Linked DNA regions of Homo sapiens: region 2 is linked to region 1. A link is a loop called in an ENCODE intact Hi-C map of the cell type or tissue named here. Cell type or tissue: PC-9. All regions are shown on one strand. Each heading gives the region's core, and the rest is flanking DNA. Links, peaks and the distances in the headings are about the cores only. Region 1 has its middle 150 kb from the start of SH3BP4. Region 2 overlaps SH3BP4 (SH3 domain binding protein 4).

Evidence for each region. A loop is a pair of places that touch in the nucleus more often than their neighbours do. Peaks named below come from ENCODE experiments on the same cell type or tissue, not always from the same donor. Only the 100,000 strongest peaks of a DNase experiment are listed, where the experiment ranks them.
Region 2: it touches region 1 in a loop (4-fold over the local background); 3 of 110 quality-filtered maps call a loop at or near these places.

Annotation. Positions count from the first base shown.
Region 1 is chr2:235,094,601-235,103,807 of GRCh38, reverse strand. No RefSeq gene overlaps it. Among named protein-coding and RNA genes, the nearest start is that of SH3BP4, 150 kb to the right of the region's middle. In PC-9, for the core only: no CTCF peak of the experiment used is centred there; DNase peaks (open chromatin) are centred at 4,467, 4,817 and 5,337; H3K27ac peaks cover 1,507 bases.
Region 2 is chr2:235,022,454-235,031,660 of GRCh38, reverse strand. All of the region lies in intron 2 of SH3BP4 (SH3 domain binding protein 4), which reads right to left. Among named protein-coding and RNA genes, the nearest start is that of SH3BP4, 75 kb to the right of the region's middle. RefSeq lists an enhancer at 1-501. In PC-9, for the core only: no CTCF peak of the experiment used is centred there; DNase peaks (open chromatin) are centred at 4,000, 4,540, 5,270 and 7,420; H3K4me3 peaks cover 2,497 bases; H3K27ac peaks cover 6,112 bases.

The sequences.
Region 1 (9,207 bases), core at 460-8,459:
ATTCCCGGGCTTCATTAGGACCCCTGAGAATTCCGATGCAGGTGGTCTATGGAGCACCCCTTTAGAAATGTTGCTTGGAAGAAGATTTCACCCCGTATTTCCAACTAGCTGTGGGACTAGACAAAGTCTTAATGTCCTAATATCTCTGGAGGCCGGTTGACTTAGCAGAAATACTGGGGTTAAAATACCTGCTTGTACACGGGGAAAGGGACTCTAGCTGCAAAGTACAGGGCCTCAGAACCAGGAGCGCATGAGTACTTGGCTGTTACTCTCACATTTCATTTATACCAATGTGTGCTGTTTGGGAGGACTGGGCACCCAAGACATGAATCATTCATAGGATGTTAAAGAAAGAAAAAATTAGCAAGAGACTAAAAAGTCCAGTGGTACAAATAGCAGACAGTGGTTCGTGGAAGACAAATGTCTTTGGAAAAGCATTTTAAGAAAGAAGGAGAGGGAGAAAGAAAAGCAAGTGCATTTGATTCCGATAATCCAAGTAAAGAAATCGAAGGAGCTACAGATTTGCTCTGGGCAGGAGCACATTTGTCCCTGGGGTTGGCAGGTCAGTGGTGTGCCCTCCCCAGCTGCTGCCCGCACTCAGAACCCAGCCGCAGCCCGGGAAGCCACGTGCACAGGCTGCTTCCTTGGAAATGAGTTTTCCTGGTGTATAATCTTCCTTTTCCATCCGTAACTGTTGGCATCATCCACATCCCCTTCCCTTAAATAGAAACACTTATGAGCAAAGCCCAAACTTCAGCGTATATTGGCTTAAACGTTATCCTCCGTCGCCAAGGGCCAAAGCAGCAGCTGAAACTGGGGCCCATATTGTGTGGCTGTTTAAAGTCACTGGAAGTGCCTTGATGAGATCTTTGCCTCCCTGTGTGCCAGTCCAGTGTAAAACAAAGTTGAAAAAAATAGAAAACAGTTCCAAGAGAGAGCACTGGCTTGAGGCAATTCTCTGGTACAATAACATCCTATTGAGAGGAAGGGCTCCTAAAAACTTCCAGATGAAGCATCCCGTTCCTGGCTAGAGGACTCAGCCCGTAGCATCCTCCAGGAAACGTGAATTCAGGCAGCAACGTCCCTGAGAACAGAATGTGTGCCACTGCTCCCAGTCCGAGCAGACTGCCTTGCTAACGGGGGCTTCAACTCCCTTGAATGATGCTGGCATTTCTTTGTTGGACCCTCAGTCTCTTTCATCGAGAGAGGGGGGAGGCAGAGTAGGAGGACGTTTAGAAGCTATTTCCCAGACTCCAGTAGCTGCAGAAATCAGAATTTACAAAGCCAGGGAGCAGTTTCTTCTGCTTGCTGATAGCTCCTGCCCTGTGTCTTTTGTTGGCATTCCTCTTTAGGGTAGATGGGTGTTTCTTGGTCTGGGAACTAAGCGCCTTCAGACAAAAGTGGTACCTTTGGCCCCATCAATTGCATTTGTAGATGGAGGGCCTCGGTTAAAGACGTGTTTTCAGGATATGGTGTTCTGCAGTGAGAGAGCAAAAGTTTTTCCTGAGGTTGAAAAATGATGACCAGCTGGAGCTGGGAGGCCTCCAAACCTCCTTGGCCCTATGGTCCCCAAGTTCTCTTTCCCACGGAGCCTGTGCATGTGAGCCTCCACTTAAAAAGAGCCTCCACTTACCAGCCCAAATGCCCATCAACCAACAAGTGAATAAAGAAATTGTGGTATATATATATTATGTATATATAATATCCCAGCTCCAGCGGGTCATCATTTTCCAACCTCAGGAAAAACTTTTGCTCTCTCACTGCAGAGCACCATATCCTGAAAACACATCTTTAACTGAGGCCCTTCATCTACAAATGCAATTGATGGGGCCAAAGGTACCACTTTTGTCTGAAGGCACTTAGTTCCCAGACCAAGAAACACCCACCTACCCTAAAGAGGAATGTGACCAAAAGACACAGGGCAGGAGCTACCAGCGAGCAGAAGAAACTGCTCTCTGGCTTTGTAAATTATATATATATAACAGAATACTACTCAGTTATAAAAAGGAATAAAATAATGGCATTTGAAGTTACCTGGATGGATTTGGAGACTATTATTCTAAGTGAAGTAACTCAGGAATGGAAAACCAAACATTGTATGTTCACACTCACAAGTGGGAGCTAAGCTATGAGGATGCAAAGGCATAAGAATGACACAACGGACTTTGGGGACTTGGGGGAAAGGGTCGGGGGAGTGAGGGAGTACAGTATACACTGCTTGGGTGATGGGCACACCAAAATCTCCGAAATCACTGCTATAGAACTTATTCATGTAACCAAACATCACCTGTTCCCCTAAAACCTATAGAAATTTAAAAACAAATAGGAAAGGAAAAAAAGAGCCTCCATTTAAAATGTGTTCTTATTCTGAAATAATTACTTCTCCATTTTTAATTCCTCAGCTGCATGGCTGAAGATCATTATATTATAACTGGTGTTAGAGAGTTGATATGATTCCATCCAAAAACAACAAAAAAGTCACATTTAAAATGTTGAAACTGGGCTGTCTTTATTTGTATAACGAGACTTCCTTCTTGATCTTGCTTCTTTCCTTCCTTCCCTCCTCACTCCCTTCCTTCCCTCCCCACTCCCTTCCTTCCTTCATCTCTTTCTCTCTCTCTCTCTCTGTTTATTTTTGTGAGACAAGGCCTTGCTCTGTCGTCCAGGGTAGAGTGCAGTGGCATGATCATAACTCATTGCAACCCCGAACTCCTGGGTGCAAAGCAATCCTCCCACCTTGGCCTCCTGAGTAGCTGGGACTACTGGTAAGCCAACATGCCTAGCTAATTTTTTTTTCTTTTTTGTAGAGATGGGATCGCCCTATGTTGTCCAGACTGGTCTTGAATTCCTGACCTAAAGCCTTCCTCCCACCTTGGCCTCCCAAAATGCCAGAATTACAGGTGTGAGGCACCACACCCAGCCTGCATTACTTTCTTGACGGGCCTTCTAGAGGTCCAAATCTCCAGGGTGAAAATCACTGACTGTCTCATACAAATGAGAGAAAGGTGGCTCAGAGGGGCAGAGTGACTTTCTCTGAGCTGCACAGCAAGCTGGAGGCACTGATTATAGCATGCCTTGGCCTAAGCTTGTGCTGTCCCTGTCCTGGATGTCGTCACCCCAGGGGTCTGTGTGGCCCCTACCTGCCTACATTCAGATCTTGCCGCACATTTCATCTCCTCAAAGAGGACTTCATGGACCATCTGCTATAGAATATGAGCTCCACAGGGCAGGTGATTTTGTGTAGTATGTTCGTTGCTGCATCTCCAGCACCTAAAGAGTAGGTGACAGCAGTGTAGGTCCTTAAAAAATGTGTGCTGAATGAACGAACGATCCTATACAGAAGACAGGAAGGTATTATTACCTCCATTTTATACACCAGAAAGGGGAGACACAAAGAGGTTAGGGAACTTTTCCCAGACCACTAACTTGTGATGTGCCAGGGCCCCTTGGTGGATACACAGGTGCATAAAGGTGCACACACCTACACAAGAAAAAGAACCCTGCAAAGCTGTCGGCTTAGCTGGAGTAAGTGAGAATGGAGGGATAAAAGACAAGGTGGAGACGCTGACAAGACCACATAATTTGGCCTTTTAAAAAATAAACCAAGGAGGCTGACTACTGCAAGGGTTTACACGGGAAAATGAACGTTAATATTCATCGCTTTTGTAATTGAAAGAGACAAACTTGGAAATTATTGGCATCGTGTTTTGAAACTAACAGGAAACTTAAGGAGCAATTTTGCTGCATCTCCTCATTGAACAGGGCCTAACACTAACATGCTTAGCAATGAAGTGACTTGTCTCCGTTAGCCTGGCACGGCCATGTTCTTTGACCCCCAGCACAGTGCTAGTTCTTTTAAATGATGCATTCAGGGTTCTCAAGTTTTTAACCCAATACCAGCAATCCTTTATTCTATGACAGATGCATAAAATTCTTTTTAAAACTCTTACTGAGGTCAGCTATACTGATTTCTATTCTGATATGATCTGCATTCGTTTTCTATGCTTGTATAACAAATTGGCACAAACTCAGTGGCTTAAAGCAACATAAATTTATTTATGTCTTTATTTTACTACATGAGAATATACAGCAACGGCACAAATGTATTATCTCACAGTTTCTGTAAGTCAGGAGTCTCCAGACAGGTTAACTGGGTCCTCTGTCCAGGGGGTCACCAGACTGAACTCAAGGTGTCACTGTAGGGGCTGTGGTTCTTTTGTAAGCCTCTGGGTCCTCAAAGCTCATGTAGTTGTTGGCAGAATCCAGTACCACGAGGCTGCAGCACTGAAGTCCCTGTTTTCTTGCTGGCTGTCAACTGGGGGTCACTCTCAACTCCTAGAGCGTTCCTGAAGTCCCAGCCAAATGGCCCTTTTAGGACATGGTAGCTCACTGCACAGCTGTTTGGTTGGTCTTCAAGGCCAACTGGCTGGTCTTGGAGTCTTATATGACAAAACATAATCACAGGAATGACTAACCTTTGTTGTATAACAAAGCCTAGCCTAAGGAGTGTCTGTTCCTCAATTCCGAGGTGAAATGCAGGGGGATTGCACACGATATGTGCGCCTGGGGGCAGACATCTCCTGGGCCACCTTAGAATTCTGCCTCCCACACCATTCATTTTCATTGGAATTCCAGCATCTCACTGGAATTCTTTTTAGTTCACTTCTTACATGATTTCTGAGAAAAACTTCACACAAATTTTGTTGTGCACACAAGTTGACCTTTAAATATTTCACCACTACTTCATATTTCATTCGGACATTATACAGATTCCTCTTTGAACCTGGCTTTACTGAGTATATTTACTCTCCACCAGAAATGGTATGCTTGGAATGTGATTTCATTTTATATCATCCACATCCCTAACTGCCAAAACACTGGCAGAGTTCACTCTTGAGGTTGCCCAAAGCTCTTATTTCCCAAAACCATCTTCCACCACATGTGCTAGTGACACGGTGCCTGCAACTTCGAGACTCTTCCTCCTTGCTTTTCAGCCCTGTCCTCCCTGGGCTGACCGTCTGCCTCCTTCAATAGTGGATGCCCCGAAAGGGAAGGAAGATGGGTTTAGAATCAAAGAGCTTCCAGAAACCCCGCTTTCCACTTTGATATTTTGAAAAGAATACAAAGTTCGTTTGGTTCTGGAGCTCTCGATTAATGAAAAATCACCAGGAGGCACAACTGTGGGACTAAATCAACAAATCCCAAATCTAGGAAGCAGATGCTTCGAGGACCTATTTATTTATTCAGCATGTACCTGCGTGGCATTTGTGACTCAGCTCCATAAATGCTCTTACAAGAAGGAAAATCCTCCTCTGAGGGTTTTTTGTACAAAAGAAGGGAAGAAGAGGCTCCTTTCCTGTTCCTGGTTTCTTAGCTTTCCTTTGATGCTTAATACCTGGCTCTGAATCTCACAGTTTTCTCTCTGCTCAAGTTACTGTCATCTGACCTCTAGCGGGTCACCCACTTGTTACAGCAAATCTCCCAGACAATAACTCAGGTTATAAATTACCACAATCTGCTAATGTTTGCATTTACTATTGTGTTTGTCTCTAAGAGGAAACAGTATTGCTCTATTTTAAAAAATGGCTTTGCACTAAGAGGTTGTTCTACCGTGTTCATCTCCAGTTGAATTATTTTTATCAGAGTAATAAATGATTTTAGAAAGCTTAAGGGATTGTGAGTAATTGTTATCAATCTAGAAGAGTATGGTTTCTGCTTTCATAGATCTAGATTTATAATAAAATAAAACTCTGACTCTAAGAATGTTTGGGGAGTTGATTCTTTGGTTAATTTAATTTATGGTTACATAAAAGCCAATCTAAATGTTTGTTTCAGTTACTGTTGTTGAAAGTCCGTCTAAAATGTGATGGTTGAAAAAAATATATAGAGATGCCTTTATTGAAAAAAAAATCTGGCTAATTCTATTTCTCTAATAAGTGTATGGAACTGAGTATAAGGTGCTTTAAAGACTTTTGTGGTAGACAGAGAATACATTTGGGGATATCTGTTCCGCTCAAAATGACCTCCCTAAGCTGTTGCTCTCTGGAGAGCTCTGACCATGTGTGTGTAAAATAATCCTGTCTTCTGGCCACAGTGGAGATGGCACCTGGCCCCAAGAGAGCCAGTCAGAACCTTTTATCTGGGAATTTGAGACTAGGACTAATAATAAAAGGGCAGTTTCTTCCAGTGGCTGAAATGATAACATGTGAACTTCAGAGCTCGGGACAGCCATTTTCTCGACAGCAGTTGGACTAAGGGATAGAGATGGCTGTCCTGTCAAGGAACTGGATTGAAATCAAATAGAAAGCCAGCATGTTCTCCCTAGGTGCCCACTGGCCTCCCGTGCCCGGCACTGGCCTTTCCTGAGGTCCAGTTGCATTTCTGCCATTAGCTTCAATGGTTCCTCTCTGTGATCTTATAGGAAACTCCCCATTTCTGCTTAAGCTGGCTGGTGTTACTTGCATCCCAAAGAAATTCACGCTTGTAGTTCCTGAAGCCATCATGCCGACCACTGGTCCTCTGGTCTGGCTCTGGTGTGGTCCTCCTTCCCTGTCCTCTGTGGTGTCCTTGTACAGCCCATCTCCCATCATCCAGGCATGAAACTTGGATGCTACTTTCCATGTCTCCCTCTGCCCTGCAGCCAAGCAGACGCCAGGACCTGTGCATCCCTCCCTGCTCAGCCTCTCCATATGCCAACTTAAAAAAACAACAATACCTTTTTAGTTTGGATGCTTGCACATTCATATGCAGTTGTAAGAAATACTGCAGAGAGATCTCATATAACTTTCGTCCAACTTCCCCAAGGGTAGCATAACTATAGTATAAGGCAATATCACACCACCAGAAAAATGACGCTGATACACAGAGAGACACGGGGAAGACAGCCCTGTGAAGGCAGAGGCAGAGATTGGAGGGGTGCTGCCATCAGTCAGGGAACCCAGAGCTTCCAGAAGCTTAAAAAGTCTGGGCTTCTTCCCTAGAGCTTTCGGAAGGAGCCAGCCCTGCCGACACCTTTATTTCAGACTTTTGCCTCAAAACACCACAATAGAATAAACTTTTGCTGTTTTAAGCCACCCAGTTGGGATAATTCTTTACAGTAGCCTTGGCAAACTAATACTAACCTTTTCCAGATTTCATTCATTGTGAAATGCGTTTGCGTGTGTGTGTGTGTTTAGTCAGATGTAAATTTATCACATATGTAGATACATGTGAGCACCCCTATAGTCAAGATACAGAAAAATTTCATTTCAATGATCCCTTGTGCTACCTTGGAAGATAGTCTCTGACAATCAGTAATCTGTACTCCACTTCTGTGATTTCCTCCCTTCAAGAGTGCCATAGAAATGAAATGAGACAATGTGTGACCTTTCAGGGTTGGCTTTCCCCACTCAGCATAATTCCCTTGAGATCCTTCCAAGTGGTTTGTTGTATGCATTAATAGTTTGAGTTTTTTTAATTGCTGAGTAGTACGCCATGGTATGGATGCACCACAGATTTTTTGTTTGTTTTTGAGACAGGGCATTACTCTGTCACCCAGGCTGAAGTGCGGTGGGGCGACCTTGGCTTATTGCAACCTCTATCTCCTGGGCTCAAGCCATCCTCCCACCTCAGCCTCCTGAGTAGCTGGGACCACAGGCATGTGCCACCACGCCTGGCTAATTTCTGTATTTTCTGTAGAGACAGGGTTTTGCCATGTTGCCCAGGCTGGTCTTGAACTCCTGAGCTCAAGTGATCCTGGCTTCAAGTGATCTTCCCATCTCGGCCTCCCAAAGTGCTGGGATTACCAGTGTGAGCCACTATGCCCGGCCTTACCACAGTTTTTTAACCATACACCCATGATGGATTACTTTGACTGTTTCCAGTTTTTGGCTATCACAAACAAGTCTATAATGAACACTGATGAACAAGTTTTTGTGTGAATAAAAGTTCTCATTTCTTAGGGTTAAATACCCAAGGGTACAACTGCTGGGCCATATGGCAAGTTCATGCTTGGTTTTGTAAGAAATGACTCATCCTCTTTTCCAGAGGATCTGTACCATTTCACATTCCCACCAGTCACATATGAGTGACCCAGCTTCTTCTCATCCTTGTCAACATTTGGCATGGTCGTTATTTTTATGTTAGCTACTCTGGCAGGTGTGTCTCCCATCCTATTCTGGTTTTATTTTACATTTTTCTGGCTGATCATGTTGTTCAGCCTTTCATGCGCTTATTTGCCATCTGCATATCATCACTGTAAGAGTTCTTCATGTATTCTAGAGGCAAGTCCTTTGTCAGATACGTGCTTTGCAAATATTCTTTCCCAGTCTACAGCTTGTTTCTTCAGTCTCTTAATGTGGTCTGTCAGAGAGCAAACATCTTTAACTATCACGAGGCCCAATTGATCAATTTCCTCTATTGTGGATGGTGATTTGGTGTCAAGTCAAAGAACTCTGACTAGCCCCGGATTTCAAAGATTCTCTCCTTGGGTTTTTTTCAAAAGTTTATAGTTCTATGTTTTATGTTTAAGTCCATGATCCATTCTGAGATAATTGTATATGGTGTGAGGTTTAGGTCAAGGTTCATTTTTGTTTGTTTGTTTTTGGACGATGGATGTCCATAGACAGTAGGCGTGTGCTAATTTTAAATAATTGATTCCTGTCAGTTGGTAATTGTATTTTTATTTTGTTTTTGTATTTTGCTCCCACAGGAGTCCCATGCTAAAGAGTGAGGGGAGAAGAAGGGAAAAAAGAGGAGATTGGCAAATCAAGGTTAAGGCATTCTTGAATCAAATACAAATAACACAACACAACATTCAAACCTTAGTTCCCACCTTGCCCTACCTACAGCGCTATGAGGATAAAGTGAAGGCGTGAGTGAGAAACTGCTTACAACCATGAAACCCATAAAGCAGACTTGGGTCATGGTTTGGATGTAAGTCCTGTCCCATGTGTGGCCAGTGTTAGAATGAAATCCCGCTGGGTAATTTACAATCACTTGTATTTATAAAGCATATTTATCTTAAAGTGCTTTCACATACAGTCTGCCTTTTGCCCTCACTGGTATTTAGTCATTTTCAGTCAAAAATATTGAGCCTATATTTATTAAATATATCTAATAAATTTAATAAATACATGAAATACAGTTAATAAATTTAATAAATATATTTAATAAATATAGGCTCAATATTTTATTAAATAAATCAGTCCTTTTATTAAATAAATCAAT
Region 2 (9,207 bases), core at 408-8,407, 72 kb after region 1:
AGACCTGGCCCTGCAAGTGTGGAGGGGCTAGAGGGATGGAGGGGCTGTGGTGGAGCCCACAGCAAAGGCGGGAGGCCAGGTAAGCTGGCGGAACGCGGTGGTGAAGGGTCAGTCTTGTCCAGGAGACCCTGGGAAGCCACTGCAGCTTTCCGATTGAGGAGGAGAACTCTGGCTGTAGAAAAGGGCAAGATGGAAGCAGCAATGTCGTTTTCTTTGAAAACTACTGACATATGGCCTCCAGCGCCCTGGGAGCAGAAGAAAGAAGTCACAGAACTGCACACGTGCTTTCTGGAGATGCACCAGTGTGTGTGTTTATTATTGATGATGGGGTATGGCCACTCCCCTGAACCAGTGATGAGACAAAAAGCTAAAGTGTTTGCAGTTCTAGAAAGAGATCTGCAGTCCTCTCCCCATAGAGGAAACCATTCAAGGAAGACGAGTCAACAACTGTGGACTCTGCCACCCTCTCCCCTTTTCAGGCCGAGAGAAGCCAAGCAGGGAAGTCCCACTCCCAGGGCCCAGAAGCCATCATGTTCCCACGGGCACCACTGAGCTCACTCACAGGCAGCCCTCCCCTCCACATAGCAGGTGGGAGACGTGTGTCCTGTGGTCCTCAATGCTCTGTAAATCCCCAGACTGACAGCTTCCTCCCCAGGGCCAGAGGGAGGCCATCCTTGAGTGTAGCTGTAACACCCATCCAGACATTCAGGGGTGAGTAACAGAGGTGCCCCCTGTCCGCACCCTTGGGGCCGTTTTTACAGTACAGAAAGAGGGCAGCCAGCCCTGGTGTGGACTGAGTGCAGAGGGCTCTCCACTCCCAAAACCTTCCTGAGCAGGTGGAGTCACACCGAGGGCTGAAAGGGAAGCTCTGCTCCTCCAGACACCACTGCATCTACAGGGGGCTGGCACGGGATGGAGAATGCAGCCAGCATCCCAGGGCTGCCCTGTGTGCTCCTCACTGGGATGTCAGCTCTGTCCTCTTTCCTACAGCAGAATCCTCTCCCCTCCCACCCCTCCTCCTCCTCCCAGCTCAGCCTGGTGTGGCCACGCTCACTGGCCACCTCTGGGTGATAACCTCTCAATCTCCCCTGGATCACCCACTTCCCCCGATGGATTCTAACGGCATCTAACAACAGACGTGGACGCTGACGGTTATGTGTCCTCCCCTTACAGCACAGGCTGCGCTCATAGCTCCACCAGGCACCATCCCACTGCGTCCTCAAGGGCCCTAGGCAGCAGGTACCAGACTTGGCTGCACTTTACAGATTCCATGAAAACGGGCTTGGAGAGATCACTAAAGCAACTTGCCCAGGGTAACGCAGCCAAGATGTGAGCCTGACAAAACACTCTCTGCTCCCAGTCTTGCTAACTATTTCTTCCCACGCCCAGAGTTGCTCAGGCCTTCGCTGCCAGTGGCTGCTGGGCCCCTGGAGCTCCTCAAGCTCCTCACCATCCACCTCTGGTGAGCCCTTGATTTTCTCAAAGCCATGCTGCTGCCCTGCTACAACACTTCTGGACAGTGCTCACCGCTTTTAAAAAAATCAGTCTGCTCTCCCCTGGCCTGAGATGAAAAGACCCCCACTACTCAGTCTCCACCTGTACCTCCAGGGTTACATATTGCCGATCTCAACCCTTCAATCAATCACTGGCCACATTCGCTGGAACTTGCTGTGTCTCCAGCTGGCCCAACACCGTCCACCTCTGCATTGTTCCTTCAACCTCACCCAAGCTTCCAGGAAGCCCATCTTCTCTCTCCTCATCTCTTAGCTCCGCTGATTCCCAGCCCTGTGAGGTCCTAGAGTGACCCATCAGTGCATGGACTGTGGAGCACAGGTAGCCCAGAGCCCACGGCCCAGAGCCTCAGATCCGACTCGCCCATCCCGAGTGCCGCACCCGTGAACTGGTCCTTGCTTTATTAGAAAAGGAGTAAAAGGCACAATGCTGTGATTGACTTTATAATGAGCTCCCGAAGGTTCATTATGCTATCTTTCCTAAAATTATGTACTTGTATGAAAATGTGCACAATAAAACATTTTTAAGATTAGAAAATATTAGGAAACATACATTAGCTACCTTCCCAGGCACGTGCCATGAGAGAGAATGGTGTGTTTGTGGGTGTGGCTATCTCCCCTTGGCTAGGAAAACTGCTAAGGAGCCACCAACTCAAATGCCCAGGCAGCCTGAGCCCCCTCAAAGCACAGGTGGACATGGCTGCATTCCCATTCTTTTAACAAGTGGTTCCTGAACCTCAGACTCAGACACCCACCTGCCCACCAAGCGCTCCCTTCAGTACCTAAGGTGCATCTTGAATTTCCTGGATCCAAAGCCAACTCTGGAGCTTGCCCCAAACCCCTGCCCCTGGCCTCACCCATCTCAGCCATGCACGGCAGCTCCATCCAGCCATCCAAGAAGCCCAGCATCCCTCTCCGTCTTCCCTGCCCCGTCCCTCTCTCATGCACTCCTGGTGGCTCCACCTGCAGAACACAACCTCTGGCTGACCTCTCCCCAGCACATCCACACCACCGTCATCTCTCGATGCAATTACAGTCATCAGCTCCTCTCCAGCAGGCCTGCCTGCGGCCTGGAGTCCACCCCTCAATTAGCAGCCGGAACATTTTGAAAAGTCAGTCAGACACCCTCCAGACTCTGTTTGAAACCCTCCAAAGGCTCCTGGGCTCTCATCAGCAGCTTCCAGTGCCCTAGAAGCCCAACATCATCAGCCCCTGTCCCATTTCCTGCTGTTCTCTGCCTTCCTCCACTTGACTCTTCTGGTCTCCATGAAGTTCCCCAGGTACCAAGCCCCTCCCACCACGGGGCCTTTGCACATGCAGTGCTCTCAGCCCAGAAGGCCCCAGCCTAGACACGAGATGCTCTCATCCCCTCACTTCATTCAGGTCTTTGCTCAAATGTCAACACAACCGGCCCTCACCCCATCCTCTTTCTCTGCCCTTTACCACCGCTAGACACACCATGCACAGACTTGTCCCTGGCCCAATTTCTCCATGAGAATCTGAGCATTCCCAGGACATAAGACCATCTGTTTGTCTTTTTCTGCTCCTGTCATGTGCATGGTTGGCTCTCAAACCCGAATGAATGAACGAATTCGGTTTCAACAAAGATGACTGTTTCAGAGGTAACTCGGTAGGTATCTCTGGGATAATCTTTAAGGGAGCCAAATGGCTGATGTGATAGGATTATACTCAGGAGACTGAATTTAGGAATTCTACTCTGTTCCTGAAACCTAAGCCACACATTCTCAAAACACCAACAGGTTCCCTTGGTGGGCACCTCGGGTTTACCTGGACAGCCCAACAAGCTTGACCACCGTCTACTCAGCAGGTCCCAGTGGTCACTTCTCCAGGACAGCCTGCAGTTGCAGGGCCCACCCTGGGCAGGACAGCCACCACTGGATCTCAAGACCCCCTAGAAGAGCAGGCTCCATCTCACCTCTTCACCTCCCAGCCGGGGTCAGGTCTAGGAAGACAGGAAGGCGCATTTGAGCTCATAACTGATAAGTTTTTCCTTTTTCTGTGCAAAGGCTGATTCATCCAGAGACAAAAGAGGCTGCTCTTGGCTCCTCCCCAGGAACCAAGAGGGCAGCGTCTGAACAGACAACATCACTGCATACAGAAGGAATCACTGACAGATTCCGGCGGCAAACTCAAGAAGCCGCACACACCCCCTCCGCTACGGCTGCTGTCACGCCACGCATAGACTCCAGATCACAGAATATTCTCCCTGTGGCCTCTGCCAATGATCTACCCCAAGGAACAATTAGAGAACAAACCAATCCAGAAAAACCAACCTAACGAGAGCATGTCTGGGGCGGAGAAGGTCTTAGGGAAACCTCAGGCTGAGCGCACAGACTGTTCACGTTCTCCTCCGTTCTCCTGCGGCCACGAACCTGAACGCTGCAGAAGGAAAGCAGCTGGCCTGGAGGGGATCGAGGCATAAATGCTGCCCTTGCTCCTCCCCTGCCAATTCCCTGTGTGCCCTGTTTAGAATGACTCATTCTCCATGTTTGATGATAATTTCTGGAGTATCATGTTGATTTCATCAGATTTCCTCCGGGTTAGAAAACAAAAAGCGGGAGATTCCACCTGCTCTCTGTAATTTCTGTCACCAGCTCTGTCGATGGAAACTCATCACATCTGCTCATCTCCCTCCGCGAGCAAGAGTGCATTCCGGAGGACCCTAAAACCCACAGACATTCCGCCCCAGCAGGTCGGTCCTCCTGTTACTGACGGCCTGACACCCAGCACCCCGAGCTTTGGACCCCGTTGCTATAGTGGAGAAGCCTTCGGGGCCTGGGGTGGGTGGGAGGGACTCCTGGCTTTCACAGAGTCACTTGATGGGACCACGAGGAGACCACGGGGTTAACACCCCAGCCTCCTCTCTCACTCCAAAGGCAAAATCACGGAAATCTGCCTCCTAGTCCTGATCCGACTGGTCTGGGCAACAGCCCAAGTAGAGTCAACACCCGACTGGTGTCCCTCCCAGGATGCTTCTGGGCGTGGCTTGGCAGGGAATGCAAGGCTACGACTCAGGGCGAGGACCAGCCCAGGTGCAGTGAAATCCAAACCTTTCCCGCCACCTTAGCAGATGCCCCGCCTGTTACAGAAGCCTGATCAGCAGAACCTTTCCTAATGCTCCTGGAGCACTGTCTATCGTCATATCACCCTGAACGTGCCTGATCTCGCCTAATGCACCCAGGGCACAGGAGGAACATGCTGCCTGGGGCTCGGGCGGGCTGCCTCTTCCTGGGGGAGAAAACAGCAAGGCCCATCGGAAGGCATGGGCAGCCACCGACAGGCACGCCAGCCGATCAGACTCACTCACAGTGCCCCTCTGGGTGCATTTCCCTAAACAACTGAGTTCAATTTAGGAGGTAGCAGCGGTTATTCAGAGCCAAGACCACGCCACAGGGTGAAAAAATGAGGAACGAGGGCAGGACCACACGTTCCAGTCTGAGTTTGAGAAAGGTGGGCATATCCTGGGTGCCACATCTACCTGGGACTACGCACAGAGGTCACCTTAGTGAACATCTACGGAGTGCCAGGCTCTAGCAACGAGGCTCTGTGCTCAAAACTAGGGACAGAAATAAATGGAAGAGAGTTGGTTTTGAGGGAACCCGTATTGGAGACAAATCAACAAAAGAATGGAAGACCTGGAGGGGAAGGAGCGCTAAGGTTCTCTGTGCCAGACACCGGGTTATAACTTGCACACATTCAAGGCTTAACTGTGGGTGCCAAGCTGGTGACTCAGACTCCAGAGATGCGGGGAAAACAAGGGCCATGAGTCGTCACTAGGTGTTCCTTGCTTGCTCAGTTTTTATTGTAAAAAGTGAGATGGCTAGCGCGGCTGGAGTCATGATTCCAGATGTTTTCACTGGCCAGACTGAGAACATCTGAGGCTGGGGATCCCCCGACAGGTCAGGAAGAGGAGGGGAGGGCGTGTGAATCCCTCTTCAAGGCCTGAGCTTCTTACCTGGCCTCCTCCCTTTCCTGCCTCCCCTCTCCTCTGCTTCCTCTATTCCTGGCCCCATCCCTCCCCCATCCCCTCTGTAGGGTTGTTCTCAGCACACTGCACAGATCCCAGAATCTCCTTGCATTCAAAGCAACCATTACTTCAGACTCTTCAGAGGCCCCCACAGTCTGTGGGAGACATTCTAAGCTTTCCAGATTCTTCACACCTTCCTCCGTACATCCCATGCACTCACCAAACACAGCTACTGTTTCTTCCAAAACATCTCCAGACCTTGTGCCTTTCTTCCCACCCACTTTCTTGAAGACCCAACAGGGCTCCCCATTTCTATAACATCAAAACCTACCGATTGGAGAATGACCCCCTGAAACAGTGCCTTTGCCTTTGCAAATGGAAGTCCACCTCTTTTCCTAGCTCTCCTGGACACCCGTCATCATCTCTAGGCATTTACTGCTTTTATCCCAGGCATCGCACTGTTCATCGTGCTTGTTATTTTTTCTTAGTTCCCTAACTACACTCGTTTCCTTGAAAGCTGGTGACTTGGCTGCTCTGTCTTTATAATTTTCCAGCATTGAGCGCAGTGCCCAGCCCAAGCTTGGATTGTCTCCCACAGACTGCGGGGGCCTCCGAAGCTTGGTGCTTGGTGCCATCTGTGGCACGGATGACTGTTGCGCTCAGACATTAATTCAGCATCACGTGCATTCAGGACCAGTAAATACACAAGGGAAAGCAGGACCCGGACCTTCCCTCGGCTGCTTATCATTAAGCTGGAAAGACACACACATGAAACCAATGCCACAGGAGAGGGGTGGGGGCCCCCACCATGTCTTCTGGGTGTGGATGGGACTGGAAGTCCGCAGACACCTTGGCTCGCTTCCCTAGTGCGCTCCTGGGTCAAAGCTCTTCACCTACATCTTCCTTCCCCGCCCTCACCCTGCCGCTGAGAATCATGAAGAGCTCACAGACACACCAGTGTGTACCTGTCAAGTGCTCATCAAGCCTGGGGTTTAGGCAGACATTTGTGGCAATGGGCTGCTGTCAGCCCCCTTGAATCACATGGGAAGGCTGGCCCGCCCGTGTCAGATGGCTGACAGCAAACAGGCTGTGAAGCAGGACCCTGTGATCAGCCCAGACCAGAAATACTTCCAAGCTCTGGTCCCCAGCCAGTGACCAGAAATAAAAAGTGCAACTATCTCTGAAGACGTTTTAAGAGCAGCAAGCAGAGAGGCCCATTCATTTGACTGGGGCTGGCCAGAGGGTTGTACTCAGACTCCCGGCTCCCACCTGCCACTTAAGACCGCAAAGCTTCGGCACTGGAAGGATTTGTGCCCTCCAAACACTACTCACTGACTTACCATCTTCTTTAAAAAAAAATCAACTGTTATTAATACTTCTTTATCAATCAACCCGCTTTTTACAACTTGATAGATCTTTTCTAGTACACATTAACTCAAAGGAATGTTTTAAAGTGCATCTTAGGTGCCATTCTGAAAACCGCAGAGCTAGCCAGCCCCACACATACATCTTACAGATGAGAAAACTGAGGCCTCACTTTTATTGAAAGGGGCTTTCCCTGATGAAAATGCTGGATCTGAAGAGGCTGGAGAGGGGGAGGCGGCTTCTAGGGTTTAATACTGTTCCTGATTCTACCAACAGTTCTCATTAGTGACACACACATGCCATGTCTGAGGCTCAAGGAATTTCATACTGTGAGGACGTGAGTGGAGCCCTGAAGCCAAAGCAGCCATGAGGATGCCACAGTCGTTGCAAAAAGCCACAAGCAGAAAGCAAAGCCCACCCAGTGGATCTGCTGAAAAAGCGCCAACACACCCCAGGATGCCTGACCTGCCAACCCCATGCATGCAAACTGTGGATGGGCCCTCAGGGCGTCGCTTAGGAGAGATGACTTTGCAAGGTGTCACTCGTTAGTTTATTGTTTTAGCCTCTGCCTCTCAGCCAGACCTTCAGCCACAAAGAAAGGGAGCAACTGCAGTTTTAACCACCAGTTTATCAAGAATCTGGCCTCTAAGCAATGAGTACAATTTGTGAATGAATGAATGAATTTCCTTACTGAAGAGCTCACATGTCCATCAATTACTAATCGAGATATCTAGAGCAAAAAAGCAATGAAAAATCCATCCTTGACCAATATTTATTAAGAAAATGAGAGGGGACAGAATTCCTGTCCCTCCTCCCCTCCCACTGTCCCTCAATATACCCGTCTTTAGGAAATCAAAGACGTAGATAAAGTGCTTGGTGACATGGAGATGGGAGCAACCTAGTTCCTCACACAGAGCTTGAGGGCACCGAATCTCCAGAAACAGCTGTGCAGCCATTACAATTCTTCTTAGGCTATTTAATAGAATGGAAAATCCATACAACATAATATTTAAAAATTTAAATCCACAGATTGTATAATAAAATCTTCTACTTTGTTTTCAAAAAAATACCTTTTATAGAAAAAGAAGAGTAAATTCCACACTGAATGCTAACTTTATCTCTAGGTAGCAAGTGTATGGAGAGCTCTTTTCCTCTTCAAAATTTTCTTAATTTTCCTAAGATTTTTCTACAATCAAAAACGCTTTTTATAAAATGAATTTCCATTCTTCTCACCCCCCACCCCACCGCCCGAGATGGAGTCTCACTGTGTCACCCAGGCTGGAGTGCAGTGATGCGATCTCGGCTCACTGCAACCCCCACCACCCGGGTTCAGGCAATTTCCTGCCTCAGCCTCCCAAGTAGCTGGGATTACAGGTCTCCACCACCATGTCCAGTTATTTTTTTGTATTTTAAATACAGACAGGGTTTCACTATGTTGGCCAGGCTGGTCTTGAACTCCTGACCTCAGGTGATCCACCCGCCTCAGCCTCTCAAAGTGCTGAGAGTATAGGTGTGAGCCACCGTGCCCAGCCTGAATTCCCATTATTATTCTGAAATATGAGGCCTTGATTCCAGCAGGTCTTTGCAACTTTGTAAGGCCATGCTACGAGCAAGTGAAAAGGAGGCCAGCTGAGCTGATTCTGGACGCTCTCAGATACTTGACTGAGCACCTCTAATTGTGTACTAATCCTGGTGGATCTAACTCCAGGATTCCCAACTCCAGCTCTGTGATTTGGGGAAAGTCATTTTGCCGTTACATGAAAATAAAGGTACACCTATTTCTCCTGGCCTTATTACTCCACTAAGTAGGAGACATGGGCTACTGGCTAGAAAGATGTGAGGAGGGACAAGGTCAAGGAGTGGGGCCCAACCAGACCCATCAGGCCCCAACTGCAACTCTGCAGAGGGAGCACCACCCTGACCCTGCTCCTCCCAGCAAGACTGCCACATTTTTGCTAGTGTAAGTGGCACAGCAGTGATCATCTTTGTATCTAATCATACTCCATATTTTGGGTTATTTTCTTAGGACTGCTTTCAAGTAGAGTAGGAAGGGTTGCCAAAAGCAGTCCTGGAAGACTGTGACAATCCATCCTCTCAACAGCGGCGGGTGTCCAGTTCTCACCCCTAACTAGCAGGTCAAGAAAAGCCTTGCTTATCTGACAACGAGGGGATGGGCCGTCAATGTCTCGATTCACCCGCTTTCAACATTTCAATCCACCCTCCTTTGACCATTAGTCAGAAATAGTTCAAGTATCAACTACTACTTTTTTTTTTTGGAGACAGAGTCTCGCTCTGTCGCCCAGGCTGGAATGCAGTGGCACGATCTTGGCTCACTGCCGCCTC